Regions from separate parts of the Homo sapiens genome. Here region 2 is linked to region 1. The links are chromatin loops, found by intact Hi-C in ENCODE. Cell type or tissue: heart left ventricle. All regions are shown on one strand.

Evidence for each region. Hi-C counts contacts between places; a loop is a spot of excess contacts. Peaks named below come from ENCODE experiments on the same cell type or tissue, not always from the same donor. Only the 100,000 strongest peaks of a DNase experiment are listed, where the experiment ranks them.
Region 2: it touches region 1 in a loop (3-fold over the local background); 5 of 110 quality-filtered maps call a loop at or near these places.

Annotation. Positions count from the first base shown.
Region 1 is chr9:128,604,729-128,612,728 of GRCh38, forward strand. SPTAN1 (spectrin alpha, non-erythrocytic 1) reads left to right here. Exons shown (of 57, transcript NM_001130438.3): 30 at 306-450; 31 at 568-749; 32 at 2,876-2,975; 33 at 3,124-3,321; 34 at 3,402-3,548; 35 at 4,146-4,249; 36 at 4,394-4,556; 37 at 4,923-4,937; 38 at 6,986-7,117; 39 at 7,381-7,518. Among named protein-coding and RNA genes, the nearest start is that of DYNC2I2, 48 kb to the right of the region's middle. In heart left ventricle, no CTCF peak of the experiment used is centred here; a DNase peak (open chromatin) is centred at 3,073; H3K27ac peaks cover 580 bases.
Region 2 is chr9:128,960,920-128,968,919 of GRCh38, forward strand. It overlaps NUP188 (nucleoporin 188), which reads left to right. Exons shown (of 44, transcript NM_015354.3): 9 at 7,587-7,798. Among named protein-coding and RNA genes, the nearest start is that of NUP188, 17 kb to the left of the region's middle. In heart left ventricle, no CTCF peak of the experiment used is centred here; no DNase peak of the experiment used is centred here.

The DNA.
Region 1 (8,000 bases):
CAAGACCAGCCTGGCCAACATGGGGAAACCCACCTCTACTAAAAATAAAAAAATTAGCTGGGCATGGTGGTGGGCGCCTGTAATCCTAGCTACTTGGGAGGTTGAGGCAGGAGAATCACTTGAACCCGGTGGGGGCGGAGGTTGCAGTGAGCTGAGATTGTGCATTGTGCTCCAGCCTGGGTGACAAGAATGAAACTCCATCTCAGTAAATAAATAAATAAATAAATAAATAAATTTTTTTTAGTGTCCTGTAATCAAGGCAGTTGTACTTGGCATTTCTTAACCTGAATGTGTCTCGCCTTTAGAGATGCTGATGAAACCAAAGAATGGATTGAAGAGAAGAATCAAGCTCTAAACACAGACAATTATGGACATGATCTCGCCAGTGTCCAGGCCCTGCAACGCAAGCATGAGGGCTTCGAGAGGGACCTTGCGGCTCTCGGTGACAAGGTGAGAGGACCCAAAGTCATCTTCTGTCTGGCATTTTTGCCCCAGAAAGAGCAGAGTCTTCTGTTCTGCAGAGCATACCCCCTTACTGCAAGCTCATTCACCACTTTCTTCCCATAGGTAAACTCCCTTGGTGAAACAGCAGAGCGCCTGATCCAGTCCCATCCCGAGTCAGCAGAAGACCTGCAGGAAAAGTGCACAGAGTTAAACCAGGCCTGGAGCAGCCTGGGGAAACGTGCAGATCAGCGCAAGGCAAAGTTGGGTGACTCCCACGACCTGCAGCGCTTCCTTAGCGATTTCCGGTACGGAGCCATGTTCACTCAGACTTCTGGAACATAGAGCCTTCTTTGTAGGGGTCATTTTTATTGTGAAAATAGTACATGCTCAGCAGGGTACAATGGCTCACACCTATAATCCAAGCACTTTGGGGGGCCAAGGCAAGCGAATTGCTTGAACTCAGGAGCCGGAGACCAGCCTGGGCTACATGGCGAAACCCTATTTCTATTATAAAATTTTAATTTAAAAATCAAAAACGGCCAGGCACAGTGGCTCACGTCTATAACCCCAGCACTTTGGTAGGCCAAGGCGGGCAGATCACCTGAGGTCAAGAGTTCAAGACCAGCCTGGCCAACATGGCGAAATGCCGTCTCTACCAAAAGTACAAAAATTAGCCAGGTGTGGTGGCAGGCATCTGTAATCCCAGCTACTCAGGAGGCTGAGGCAGGAGAATCGCTTGAACCTGGGAGGCGGAGGTTGCAGTGAGCCAAGATCGTGCCACTGCACTCCAGCCCGGGCAACAAGAGTGAAACTCCATCTCAAAAAAAAAAAAAAATTAAAAACAGAAAAAAGTAGTACATAATCAATGTAAAATAGTCAAACTACTGAATGCCATATTGTTAAAAATAAGTCTCTGCAGCCGGGCACGGTGGCTCACGCCTGTAATCCCAGCACTTTGGGAAGTCAAAGCAGGTGGATCACGAGGTCAGGAATTCAGGACCAGCCTGGCCAATATGGTGAAACCCCATCTCTACTAAAAATACAAACCAGCCGGGCGTGGTGGCACACTGGCACACACCTGTAATTCCAGCTACTCGGGAGGCTGAGGCAGGAGAATCATTTGAACCTGGAGGCGGAGGTTGCAGTGAGCCGAGATCGCACCACCGTACTCTAGCCTGGGCGATGGAGCAAGACTCTGCCTCAAAAAAAAAAAAAAAAAACAAGTCTCTACTTTCCTATCCAAGTATGGGCATACTCCCTCTCATCTCCTTGCCATATGACATTATATTTTTCCCTAGACATATATATATATATATTTTTTTTTTGGGGGGGGAAGCGTTTCGCTTTTGTGCCCAGGCTGGAGTGCAGTGGTGCGATCTCAGCTCACCGCAACCTCCGCCTCCTGGGTTCAAGCGATTCTCCTGCCTCAGCCTCCCAAGTAGCTGGGATCACAGGCATGCACCACCAAGCCCGGCTAATTTTGTATTTTTTTTAGTAGAGGCGGGGTTTCTCCATGTTGGTCAGGCTGGTCTCGAACTCCTGACCTCAGGTGATCCACCCACCTCGGCCTCCCAAAGTGCTGGGATTACAGGCGTGAGCCACTGCGCCTGGTTGTCTTTTTCTTCTTTTTATTGAGGTAAAAGCCACGTAACATACAATTAACTACTTTAAAATGTGCAATCCAATGACATTTAATGTATTCACGGTGTTGTGCAGCCACCCCTCTCTAGTTTTGGAACATTTTCATTGCCCTAGAATAACATTCCTTAACTAATCACCCCCTCTTCTCTCTTCCCCACCCACTAGGAATCCTTTATCTGCTTTCTATGTCTATGGATTTGCCTCTTCTGGACATGTCATATAAAAGGAATCATACCATATCTGACCTTACACACTCAGTTTTGTGCCCTTGTGGTTGTACAGCTGTGAGAAACTGGATCAAATGTATGCCCAGGCCTAGGGCTTCAAGGGTTAATCCTAAAGAAAGGCTTTTTCTTTTTTTTCTTTTTTTTTTAGAGACAGGGTTGCACCACATTGCCCAAACTGATCTTGAATTCCTGAGCTCAAGCGATCCTCCTGCCTCAGCCTCCCAAAGTGCTGGGATTACAGGCATGAGCCACCACGCCTGGCCAACAAAAGCTTTTTCATTTGAAGCTATCAAAGACTTAATTGTAGCTAGAACTTGTTATTCTGGAGGGTGAAAAGATCTTAATTATAAGCCTACTGACTTTTCCTCTGAGAAATTCGGACTTTTAAAAAAATAACAAGAAGTTTTTTAACACTTTGCCCAAAGACCTAGCCTCATTCAGTAGATCAGATTAACCCAAGATAACTTTCTGAGGCAAGAATTATGTCATTCTCTGTTTTCCTGGGCAGAAGATCTCCTTACCAGGTAATATAATAGCTATTTTTCTGGGGTGCTGGTTTCCAGGGACCTCATGTCTTGGATCAATGGAATACGGGGGTTGGTGTCCTCAGATGAGCTAGCCAAGGATGTCACCGGAGCTGAGGCATTGCTGGAGCGACACCAGGTGGGTGGACCTGCCTGCTGAGTAGCAAAGACGTGGCTGCTCTGCAGGGCCCTAGAGGCCTCATTCCCACCCTTTGTGGTGAGTCGGTGGTTGACGTCAGAGTGGGCATCTGCTGCCAGTTACCTAATCCCTTCCCTCCTTTTGGCAGGAACACCGGACAGAAATCGATGCCAGGGCTGGCACTTTCCAGGCATTTGAGCAGTTTGGACAGCAGCTGTTGGCTCACGGACACTATGCCAGCCCTGAGATCAAGCAGAAACTTGATATTCTTGACCAGGAGCGTGCAGACCTGGAGAAGGCCTGGGTTCAGCGCAGGATGATGCTGGATCAGTGCCTTGAACTGCAGGTGTGTGTGCTCCTGGTTTCTGACCAAGTGTTTCCTTGCTGAAGGGCCTCATTTTCTCACCTGCCTCTTGCCCTCTTTAGCTGTTCCATCGGGACTGTGAGCAAGCTGAGAACTGGATGGCTGCCCGGGAGGCCTTCTTGAATACCGAAGACAAAGGAGACTCACTGGACAGCGTAGAGGCTCTGATCAAAAAACATGAAGACTTTGACAAAGCGATTAACGTCCAGGTGAGGCCTCTGGACCATGGAGTTGGAGTCTGGATTTTTCCTGATTGACATCTGTTTCTTGGCTTATATAGTCACTGTTATATCTCCAAGGAATACCTGCGTTGTCTAAGAAAAATATGTACATAAATAATCTTTAAAACTTTATAGATTCTGGTATTTCTGAGATTTTAATAATGGGGGTGCCACAGGAAAAAAAAATATTATCAAAGGGATGGAAAACAAATGTGTGGGTAGGTAAGGGAATAATGAACAAACAACAAGGAAGATGTAAAACTGTTTGATTTATACGTCACTTTGCTGTAAATCTGACAGCATTTTCCTATTATCAGGCTTAATTTTGTTCTGTTCTGATATTCTAACACCTGCCCCACCTGAGTGACCTGGAGACTTCTTGAGTTAAACTCTACTCTAGTAATGAATGAAATCAAGCTTTCTTTTGGCATTTTACACTCTTGCTTCTAAAGTGTCAGTGTATTCTGATCCTGCCACCAGCTAGTTCTCAGTCACCCAAAATAACTATCCTTTTCTCAAGACTGGCAGTCCAGGCAGGGCCCAGCCACAGGCCCACCTTGATCTCATGCCTTTGTTTTCTGACAGGAAGAGAAGATTGCTGCTCTGCAGGCCTTTGCCGACCAGCTCATCGCTGCCGGCCATTATGCCAAGGGAGACATTTCTAGCCGGCGCAATGAGGTCTTGGACAGGTGGGTGTCCTGTGGCACTGACATAGTCACCAGCCCTGAGAGGATGCATCCCCTCATACGAAGGCCCAGGCCTGTTCTGTCTCCCCACTTCCTTCTCCACGGTAAGATATGCTCATGTTGGATCTCATGGTTTCACTCTTTCAGGTGGCGACGTCTGAAAGCCCAGATGATTGAGAAAAGGTCAAAGCTAGGAGAATCTCAAACCCTCCAACAGTTCAGCCGGGATGTGGATGAGATTGAGGCTTGGATCAGTGAAAAATTGCAAACAGCGAGTGATGAGTCGTACAAGGATCCCACCAACATCCAGGTAAGCTGAAGTGACTGGGTGTTGGTCTTGATGTAGCCTTATGTTATTGAGTAGATTTTGTTAAATAAAGCATTTATAAAACAATCTCCTTGCACCCATGGGAAGTCAGTGAGAAATATTTCAGTAAGCCCAGCCAGTGGGAAAGCCCTAGTCAAGTTTCAGAGCCATTTAAAAGTTGCCTTCCTCATTTGTCTCCATTAAAACTATTTCTGCTGTAATAAAAGTCTATAGAATCCCCCTTCTATTACTGTTCCCAAATGCTGAGCTTCCTGGGGGAAGTATGACAAAATGAGTTTCTATTTAATAGCTGATATGTGTGTCCACATCAGTGTACTGAACTCTTGTTCTTTTAATCTGTTTTTGTAGCTTTCCAAGCTGCTGGTAAGTTTTTAATTTTTTTAAGAGTTGTAGTTAAATGAGCTCCAGTATTTGTGTTACTCTGCGTAGATTATTGTTATTATTGTGGTCACACGGTTTGCTGGTGTCTCTTCATCCATCCTTTTCATTTCTAATCATCCATTACACTCCATTCAAGTGTCCCTGTGGGATGTGGCTTTTTCTGTTGTAATTAGCCTGCAACGCCTTACTCCCCCTTCTCTCCCCCAGTTTATCACTTAGGCAAATTCTGTACAGTGTTTGATTTGCGGGGCAGTAATTGACCATTTTCTTTCAAGGAGTGCTTCCTTTTGAAGATGGAACATCAGCTTCAGCTTTTTCTGTGTAGACATTGGCTCAGACTTGCTATGAGCTCATGGTGTTCGGTGGCCTGGGTTGGGGAGGCCAGTCTGGTGTGAGGGTTTTAATGCATACCCACTCTGGCATCCAGAGGTGCCAGTCAGGAGAGGAACAGCTAGAGAACTGTAGAGAGACGGATGGTCTATTAATACCTCCAAATCTTCAAGGAACACAAATGAGAAGTTAAGATAAAAGCAGACATCACTCAACAGGTAGTGAAAGGAGACTTCAGTCAACATGTAGCTCAAAGTTACTTAAGCGGGTGGAAGAAATGAAGATAGAGAAGAGAGTAAATGGGATTTGAACCAAAGGGTGATCAGAACAAGGAACAGAAGAAGAGGGTAATGGGACTTTTGTCAGGATATCTGAGTGTTTGAGACCCTTTTCCTTCTTGGCTTTGGGATCAGGCGGTGGGAGAACGTAACAAGGACATTTCATGTTAGTGCTGAATTGAGCCAGATGGCTCCATCCTTTGACAGTTGCTGCCTCTGAAATGAAACATTTGATGCAGAATTCCCCAACACTACTGCCTTTTAGTTGTTTTTTTTTTGCCCCCCAAATAACACTCCCCTGAGACCCTGCATTTCTTACCCAGCCAATTGTTTTTCCCAGAATTGTGGCATAGCTGCTATGTCCTTGCAATTGTCTCTTGTAGCATTTCAGTACCTTCTGTTTCTTTATGGATTCATAAAAACCATATCAGGCGCCCAGGATCAGGAGCCCATCCTTCTCCTAGCCCTTTCATTTCCCAGTAAAATAAATTCCTTCCTGCAGTCAAGCCTGGGTTCTGACAGTATCCCAGTGTTTTGATTAATGACAGCTACCTAAAGATAAATCAACAAAGCCAATGTCTGTAGTAGCTGTAGATTTCTCCTCTGTCAACAGAGGGAAAAGACTGACCATCAAATATTATTTTGCTGGTTATTACAATTTATGTTATGAATTTTGCTTAATGGTGATTTCTGCTTTAGATAATGAAATGTCCATATGTATCTCATTCATTACAGCCTGTCTCCAATAAGGAGAAAGCCATGGATGGAAATTGATGTACAAGCAGATTCAAAACTGAAGTTGGCCATTGCCATCTTCTGGAAAGTGTTAGGAAGTGTGTAATTCTAGGGCTTCACTCCCAAATAGCTAGCATAGCTACTGCAAGAATTGATTTTTTGGCCAGGCTTGGTGGCTCATGCTTGTAATCCCAGAACTTTGGGAGGCCAATGTGGCTCGATTGCTTGAGCTCGGGAGTTCAAGACCAGCCTGGGCAACATGGCGAAACCCCATCTCTACAAAAAATAGAAAAATTAGCTGGGTGTGATGTCATGCACCCATGGTCCCAGCTATTCGGGAGGCTGAGGTAGGAGGATTGCTTGAGCCGAAGAGGTTGAGGCTGCAGTGAGCTGAGATTACGCCACTGCACTCCAGCCTGGGCAACTGAGCAAGACCCTGTCTCAAAAAAAAGGACTTCCAGTTCATCTACTCCTGAGCTAGTACATTTCCTTCCTCCTTTGCTAACTCCCCAAGAGATGAACCCTAAAATATTTCATACAAACTCCAATTGCCTTCTGTTAAAAACGTTGGCATTTACCCCAGTTCTTTATGTTTGCTGCCACTCCCTGCCTCTGAGAACCCCTTCCCCCTGAAAAGACATAACCTAGCAGGAACTGGTTTGGAAAAAATTTTTTTGGTATTTTTAGAGCAAGCACCAGAAGCACCAGGCTTTTGAAGCAGAGCTGCATGCCAACGCTGACCGGATCCGTGGGGTTATCGACATGGGCAACTCCCTCATTGAACGTGGAGCCTGTGCCGGCAGTGAGGATGCTGTCAAGGTATGGCCCACCAGCTCCCGGTGCCCAGGGAGGAAGATGACCACCGTCACTGTCAACCTGATATAATAACTTGGACATACAGTCTTAAGACACTAAATGGATTATAGAAGACTTTAGGCTGAATTACAGATGGGGAATGCTAGTGAGAATGGCTCCTATGAGTGTTTTCCATTCTCTTCTCTTAGAAGTTCTCAAATTGAGCTTTAGGAGAGGGACGATTCTTCATAGATTTCATCTCTTTTTGGCTCCCTTCTGTTCCCCAGGCCCGCCTGGCTGCCTTAGCTGACCAGTGGCAGTTCTTGGTGCAAAAGTCAGCGGAAAAGAGCCAGAAACTGAAAGAAGCCAACAAGCAGCAGAACTTCAACACAGGGATCAAGGACTTTGACTTCTGGCTGTCTGAGGTAACACTGAGTGGTTCCTCTTCCTACCAGTGGGGGATTTCTAGTCATTTGGCACAGTGGGTCCATCAGTGCCCAAAACCACGAAAAGGCAGGGCTCACCAGACACCCCTTTTGACAGAAACCCTTATTATATATGAGTTGCATGCTGTAAGGGATTTATGAGCAAAGGGAGTGAATGTTAAGAGAGCTGACTTGTAGTGGCACTTGGACTACAGGTCACTCACATCCATAGGGAAGGCAAATAGGAAGAGATTATGGGTAGTTATATGGCATGCAGCTCTAACAAGCCTATGCCAGGTTAGAAACCAAGATAGTAGCATCTGGGAAGCCAGAGTCAGTCATGTATTCTCCATGGAGAATGTTTGGAAAGCACAGACTATAAAAACATAGAGGTTTTGGCCAGGTGCAGTGGCTCACGCCTGTAATCCCAACACTTTGGGAGGCCGAGGCAGGCAGATCACTTGAGGTCAGGAGTTCGAGAC
Region 2 (8,000 bases), 360 kb after region 1:
ACTAAAAATACAAAAATTAGGCGAGTGTGGTGGCACCCATCTGTAGTCTCAGCTACTCAGGAGGCTGGAGTGGGAGATTCACTTGAGCCTAGGAGGCAGAGGTTGCAGTGAGCCAAGATTGCGCCACTGTACTCCAGCCTGGGGTGACAGAGCAAGACTCCGTCTCAAAAAAAAAAAAAAAAAACCATAAAAAATGAAAATGCAAGTCTGGCCAATATGGTGAAGCCCTGTCTCTAGTAAAAAAATATACAAAAAAAAAAATTAGCTGAGCATGGTGGTGCGTGCCTGTAATCCCAGCTACTCGGGAGGCTAAGGCAGGAGAATTGCTTGAATCCAGGAGGCAGAGGTTGCAGTGAGCCGAGATTGCACCACTGCACTCCAGCCTAGGCGACAGAGCAAGACTCTGTCTCAGAAAAATAAAAATAAAAATAAAAATATAAAAGTTAGCTGAGCGTGGTGGCACGTGCCTGTACTCCCAGCTACTCAGGAGGCTGAGGCAGGAGAAATGCTTGAATCCAGGTGGTGGAGGTTGCAGTGAGCCGAGATGACGCCAGTGCACTCTGGCCTGTGCAACAGAGCAATCTCTGTCTCAAAAATAAATAAATAAATAAATAAATAACCAAAGGGAAAGACACACTATATATATCTATATCTATATCTATCTATCTATCTAGATAGATAGATAGATAGATAGATAGATAGATTTTTTTTTTTTTTTTGAGACGGAGTTTCGCTCTTGTTGCCCAGGCTGGAGTTCGATGGCGTGATCTTGGCTCACCACAACCTCCGCCTCCCAGGTTCAAGTGATTCTCCTGCCTCAGCTTCCTGAGTAGCTGGGATTACAGGCATGTGCTACCACGCCCGGCTAATTTTGTATTTTTAGTAGATACAGGGTTTCTCCATGTTGGTCAGGCTGGTCTAGAACTCCCGACCTCAGGTGATCTGCCTGCCTTGGCCTCCAAAGCGCTGGGATTACAGGCGTGAGCCAGCCACCATGCCCGGCCTAGGACATACCATACTCTTTTTTTTTTTTTTGGACGGAGTTTTACTCTTGTTGCCCAGGCTGGAGTGCAATGGCATGATCTTGGCTCACCACAGTCTCCACCTCCTGGGTCAAGCAATTCTCCTGCCTCAGCCTCCTGAGTAGGTGGGATTAAAGGCATGCGCCACCACACCCAGCTAATTTTGTATTTTGAGTAGAGATGGGGTTTCTCCATGTTGGTCAGGCTGGTCTGGAACTCCTGACCTCAGGTGATCTGCCTACCTCAACCCATCAAAGTGCTGGGATTACGGTGGTGAGCCATTGCACCTGACCAACACACCATACTCTTTTTTTTTTTTTTTTTTGAGACGGAGTCTCGCTCTGTCACCCAGGCTAGAGTGCAGTGGCACGATCTCGGCTCTCTGCAAGCTCCACCTCTCGGGTTCACGCCGTTCTCCTGCCTCAGTCTCCCAAGTAGCTGGGACTGCAGGCGCCCACCACCACGCCCAATTAATTTTTTTGTATTTTTAGTAGAGACAGGGTTTCACCGTGTTAGCCAGGATGGTGTTGGTCTCCTGACCTCCTGACCCACCCACCTCTGCCTCCCAAAGTGCTGGGACTACAGGCGTGAGCCACTGTGCCCGGCACACCATATTCTTGAGTATAAAAACTTACACCGGGATGGGCATGGAGGTTGTGGTGAGCCAAGATCACACCACTTGCACCCCATCCTGGGCCACAGAGCGAGACTCTGTCTCAAAAAAAATTCATATGCAAAATAAGAATAGCCGGCTGGGCTCAAGCAGTCCTCCCGCCTCAGCCTCTCAAAGTGCTGGGATTATAGGTGTGAGCCATTATTCGCAACTAAATTGATATACTTTTTAATGGGAAGCATTTTGATAATATCTAAAAATTTACAAAGTACATATTTCTTGATTCAGCAGTTTTTTGTTTAATTATGATTTTTTAAATTGTGATAAAATAGACATAGCATAAAATTTACCATTTTAACTATTTTTAAGTAACTGTGACTATACTTTTACTTTTTCTGGAATTACATATAAATAGAACCACACAATATGTAGAATTTTCTGTTTGGCTTCTTTCAGTTAATGTCATGTTTTTGAGATTCATCCATGTTATATCATATACTAGTACTTCATTCTTATTTATGGTTGAGTAGTAAACATTCCATTGTGTGGATATACCATATTTTGTTTATCCATTTCTCAGTTGATAGCCAGCCATTTGTCATTTTTGTTTTTTGACTATTAGGAATAATGTGCTATGAACATTAGCATATGGGTTTTTTGACATAAGTTTTCATTTATCCTGGGTAAATAAATACCTGAGAGTGAGATTGCTGAGTCGTAAATGTAAATTTTTTTTTTTTTTTTTTTTTGAGACGGAGTCTCGCTCTGTCGCCCAGGCTGGAGTTCAGTGGCGCGATTTCGACTCACTGCAACCTCTGCCTCCTGAGTTCAAGCGATTGTCCTGCCTCAGCCTCCTGAGTAGCTGGGATTACAGGCATGCATCACCACACCTGGCTAATTTTTGTATTTTTAATACTGGGATTACAGGCATGAGCCACCATGCCCAGCCGTAAATGAAATTTTTATAAAGAATTGATAAATTGTTTATCCATAGTGGCTATACCGTTTTGCATTCCCACCAGAAATGTATGAGAATTCTTTTTGTTTGACATTGTCACCAACACTTGGTATGGCTGTTAATTTTAAACATCCTAAATAAGTATATAGTAATATCTCATTGTGGTTTGTTTGTTTTGAGATAGGGTCTTGCTATTTTGCCCAAATTGGCCTTGAACTCCTGGATTCAAGTGATCCTTCTGCTTGGCCTCTTGAGTAGGCTGGGATTACAGGCATATGCCACCATGCCTGTCTTATTGTGGGTTTTTTTTTTTTTTATTTTTGAGACGGAGTCTCACACTGTCGCCCAGGGTGGAGTGCAGTGGCACGATCTTGGCTCACTGCAACCTCTGCCTCCTGAGTTCAAGCGATTCTCCTGCCTCAGCCTCCCGAGTAGCTGGGACTACAGGCATGCCACCACGTCCGGCTAATTTTTTGTATTTTTAGTAGAGACAGGGTTTCACCGTGTTAGCCAGGATGGTCTCAATCTCCTGACCTTGTGATCCACCCGCCTAGGCCTCCCAAAGTGCTGGGATTACTGGTGTGAGCCACCACACCTGGTCTCACTGTGGTTTTAATTTGCATTTCCCTGATGACTAGTGATGTTGAACATCTTTTCACGTGCTTATTTACTTACACCTTCTTCAGTCAAGTGTCTGTTCACATTTTTATCCCATTGTTTTTTGTGGATGTTTGTCTTATCAAATTGTCAGAGTTCTTTATATACAGTATTGTAAATATAAGCTATTTACCAGATAGATGTTTTACAACTTTTTTCTTCCACCTAGTGGCTTGTCTTTTCCCACCTTAATTCTTTTTTTTTTTTTTTGAGACAAGGTCTCGGTTTGTCACTCAGACTGGAATCCAGTGGTGGGAACATGGTTCACTGCAGCCTCGACCTCCCTGACTCAAGTGACCCTCCTGTCACAGCCCCACAAGTAGCTGGGACTACAAGCGGGTACCACCATACCTGGCTAATTTTTGTATTTTTTTTTTTTTTTTTGTAGAGATGGTTTTGCCATGTTGCCCAGGCTGGTCTTAAGCTCCTGAGCTCAAATGATTTATCTGCCTTGGCGCCTCCCAAAGTGCTGGGATGACAGGCATGAGCCACTGCTCCTAGACTGTATCTTTCCAAGAGCCAACATTTTAATTTTAATTTTTTTTTTTTTTTTTTTGAGACGCTCTCACTCAGTCACCCAGGCTGGAGTGCAGTGGCACGATGTTGGCTAAGTGTAATCTCTGCCTCCCGGGTTCAAGGGATTCTGCTGCCTCCAGCCTCCCGAGTAGCTGGGATTACAGGCATGTGCCACCACGCCTTCCTAATTTGTGTTATTTTTAGTAGAGATGGGGTTTCGCCATGTTGGCCAGGCTAGTCTCACTCCTGACCTCAGGTCATCCACCCGTCTCGGCCTCCCAGAGTGCTAGGATTACAGGCATGAGCCTCCTCACCCGGCCAAAATTTTAAGTTTTGATAAATGTTTTTGTCAGTTTTGTCTATTATGGCTCCTGCCTTTTGGAGCTTGTCCTTAAATGTTTGATAGAATTTACCAGTGAAGCCATCTGGGTCTGGAGTTTTCTTTGTGGGAAGGTTTTTAATTCTTTTATTTATTGATTAAAATTTTTTTATCTCTTTTTAAAATTTTCATCAAGTTTCTAACAAAGTTTTAAATACTGAATTGTTTTCCTTGATTGATACAGAGCTATTCAAGTTTCCTGTTTCTATTTGGGACAGTTTTGGTAATTTGTATCTTTTAAGGAATTTGTTCATTTCATTTCATTGGTGAAATCTATTTACATAAGGCTGTTCATATTATTTTCTTATGCTTTTACTCTCTTTAGAGTCTAGTGCTGTGCTCTTACTCATTTCTGATAATGGTAGTTTTTGTCTTCAATTTTCTTTATTAAAAAAAATTTTTTTTTGAGACAGAGTCTCACTCTATAGCCCAAACTGGAGTGCAGTGGCGCATTCTTGGCTCACTGCAACATCCACTTCTAGGGCTCAAGTGATTCTTGTGCCTCAGCATCCCAAGTAGATGGGAGTACAGGTGTGCACTATTAAGCTCAGCTAATTTTTTGTATTTTAGTAGAGACAGGGTTTCACCATGTTGCCCAGGGTGGTCTCGAACTCCTGAGCTCAGGTGATCCGGCCCCCTCAGCCTCCCAAAGTGCTGGGATTATAGACGTGAGCCACCACGTCTGGCCAGTTTTCTTTATTGTAATGTCTGTTTTATATTTAATTGATTTCTGTTGTGTATTTTTTTTTTTTTTTAAATTTTCACTCTTGTTGCCCAGGCTGGAGTGCAATGGTGTGATCTTGGCTCACCGCAACCTCTGCCTCCTGGGTTCAAATGATTCTCCTGCCTCAGCCTCCCAAATAGCTGGGATTACAGGCGCCCACCACCACGCCCAGCTTTTTTTGTATTTTTAGTAGAGATGGGGTCTCACCATGTTGGCCAGGCTGGTCTCGAACTCCTGACCTCATGATCTGCCTGCCTCGGCCTCCTAAAGTGCTGAGATTACAGGCGTGAACCACCGCGCCCGGACTCTCTCTCTTTTTTTAAAATAGATTTCTGCCTCCGTGTGTGTGTGTGTGTGTGTGTGTGTGTGTGTGTGTGTGTGCGTGTGCCCAGCCTTGTTCTTTAGTTTTTATATATGTATATGTTTTTTCTCCCTTTTTAAATGGATTTCTGTCTCTGTCTGTCTCTGTGTCTGTGTGTGTGTGTGTGTGTGTGTGTGTTTGTGTGTGTGTATGTGTTAGAAGTCTCACTGTCACGCAGAGTGAGACTCTCTGGATTTAATGTCCAAATATTGGATGTTTTTTGTAAATATCTGGGTTTTTTTTTTGAGACAGGTTCTTTCTCTGTTGCCCAGGCTGGAGTTTAGTGGCACAATCACGGCTCACTGCAGCCTTGACCTCCTGGGCTCAGGTAATCCTCCTACCTCAGCCTCCCAACTAGCTAGGACTACAAGATGCTGCAGGTTTTGCCATGTTGCCCAGGCTAGTCTTGGACTCCCGGGCTGAAGGGATCTGACCACCTTGGCCTCCCAAAGTGCTGGGATTACAGGTGTGAAGTACTATAGCAGACGAAACATCTTATTGTTCTCAATGTTTTTATTTGATTCTGTTATCAGAGAACACATTCTTTGTCATTTTAGTCTTCTAAAATTTACTGTCTCATGTTTTATGGCCTACCTTATGATCTTTCTTGGTGATTGTACCTGTACACCTGGAAAGAATGTCTAGTTGTTTTTTCAGTTGAATAGTATGAGTTTATTAGCAAGGGATTGGTAGTAACCTAAATGCTCATCCATCCAAGTGAGCAGGTAAAATCAATGATGGCATTTATGTGCAGTGGAATACTATGTAGTGTTAAAAATATTGAGTGTATTGGTTGAATAATCTATGGCATATCCACATAATGAATTATTATGCAAATAAAAGGATTAAAAATAGGGAGGGTTTTTGTGTGTGTGTGTGACAGAGTCTCACTGTGTCACCCAGGCTGGGGTACAGGGGCATGATTGTAGCCTACTGCAGCCTCAACCTCCCCAGCTCAAGTGACTCTCCTGCCTTAGGCTCCAGTGTAGCTGGGACTACAGGCATGCACCTCTATGCCTGGCTCATTTTTAAAAACTTTTTCTAGAGATGGAGTCTCACTGTGTTTCCCAGACTAGTCTTGAACTCCAGGCCTCAAACAGTCCTCCCACTTTGGCCTCCCAAAGTATTCAAGTATTAGGCTTATAGACGTGAGCCACCCTGCTAGTCCAGAAAATTTTTACTATACCTTTATAGGAGATAATTTTTAAGATACATTGTTGCAGCTGGGTGTATGGTGGCTCAGGCCTGTAATCCCACCACTTTGTGAGGTGAAGGTGGGAAGATTGGTTGAGCCCAGGAATTCAAGACCAGCCCTGGCAACATAGCAAGACCTTGCTTCTACAAAAAATTTAAAAAATTGGCTGGGCGCGGTGGCTCACGCCTGTAATCCCAGCACTCGGGAGGCCAAGGTGGGCGGATCACCTGAGGTCAGGAGTTTGAAACCAGTCTGGCCAACATAGTGAAACCCTGTCTCTACTAAAAAGAAAAAAATCAGCCGGGCGTGGTGGCAGGCGCCTGTAATCCCAGCTACTCGGGAGGCTGAGGCAGGAGAATTGCTTGAACCTGGGAGGCGGAGGTTGCAGTGAGCCAAGATCGCGCCATTGCACTCCAGCCTGGGGGATAAGAGTGAGACTTCGTCTCAAAAAAAAAAAAAAATTAAAAGAATTAGCTAGACATGGTGCTAACCTGTAGTTCCAGCTACTTGGGTGGCTGAGGCAGGAGGATTGCTTGAGCCCGGTGGGTCAAAGCTGCAGTGAGCTGTGGGTGTACTCTGGGTGTACTCTGGGTGACAGAGCGAGACCCTCTCTCAAAAGAAAAGATACATTGGTTGGCTGGGCACAGTGGCTTACGCCTTTAATCCCAGTGCTTTGGCCTCCCAGGAGGATCGATTGAGGCTAGGAATTCAAAACCAGCCTGTGCAACATAGCAAGACCTGTTCTCTTCCAAAAATTTAAAAAAAGAAAAAATGAGCTGGGCATGTTTGTGCTCACTTTTAGTCCTAACTACTCGAGAGGCTCAGGTGAGAGGGCAGCTGCCATAAGCTATAATTGTACTGCTGCACTCCAGCCTGGGTGATAGAGTCAGACCCTGTCTCTTAAAAAAAAAGCAAAAAATCTGTCTCTTAAAAAAAAAAATTAAATACGGACCAGGTGCAGTGGCTTGCGCCTGTAGTCTCAGCTATTTAGGAGGCTGAGGTAGGAGGATCAGTTGCGTGTAGCAGTTTGAGCAGCCATAATCTGCCACTGCACTGTATCCTGGGTGACAGATTGAGACCCTTTCTTTAAAAAATGTTCTTTAAGTACTGTTTTTAATCTCATGTTATTTCTCTCCCATTTTGTTTTCATTGGTTGTACAGACAGAGCGCCAAGTGTCTCGCTGGTTTGTTCAGTGCCTTCGGGAACAGTCCATGCTGCTAGAAATTATTTTCCTTTATTATGCATACTTTGAGATGGCACCCAGTGACTTACTTGTATTAACCAAGATGTTTAAAGAGCAAGGATTTGGTAGTAGGCAGACCAATAGGCACCTGGTGGATGAGACTATGGATCCTTTTGTAGATCGGATTGGGTAAGTCAGTGAATTGAACATCATGGAACTTGCAGTGTTTAGAGCATTGATACTATAGTGGTATGTAAGCAGGTAGGGGGTAGGTGTACTTTTCACTTAATCGGTGGGGAAATAGGTCTACTGCCACGTTCCCTTTCATGCAGGGAGTAAAGACTGGGATTGAGAGAGGACTCTCAAAATGAGTATTGTAATCTGCTCTTTT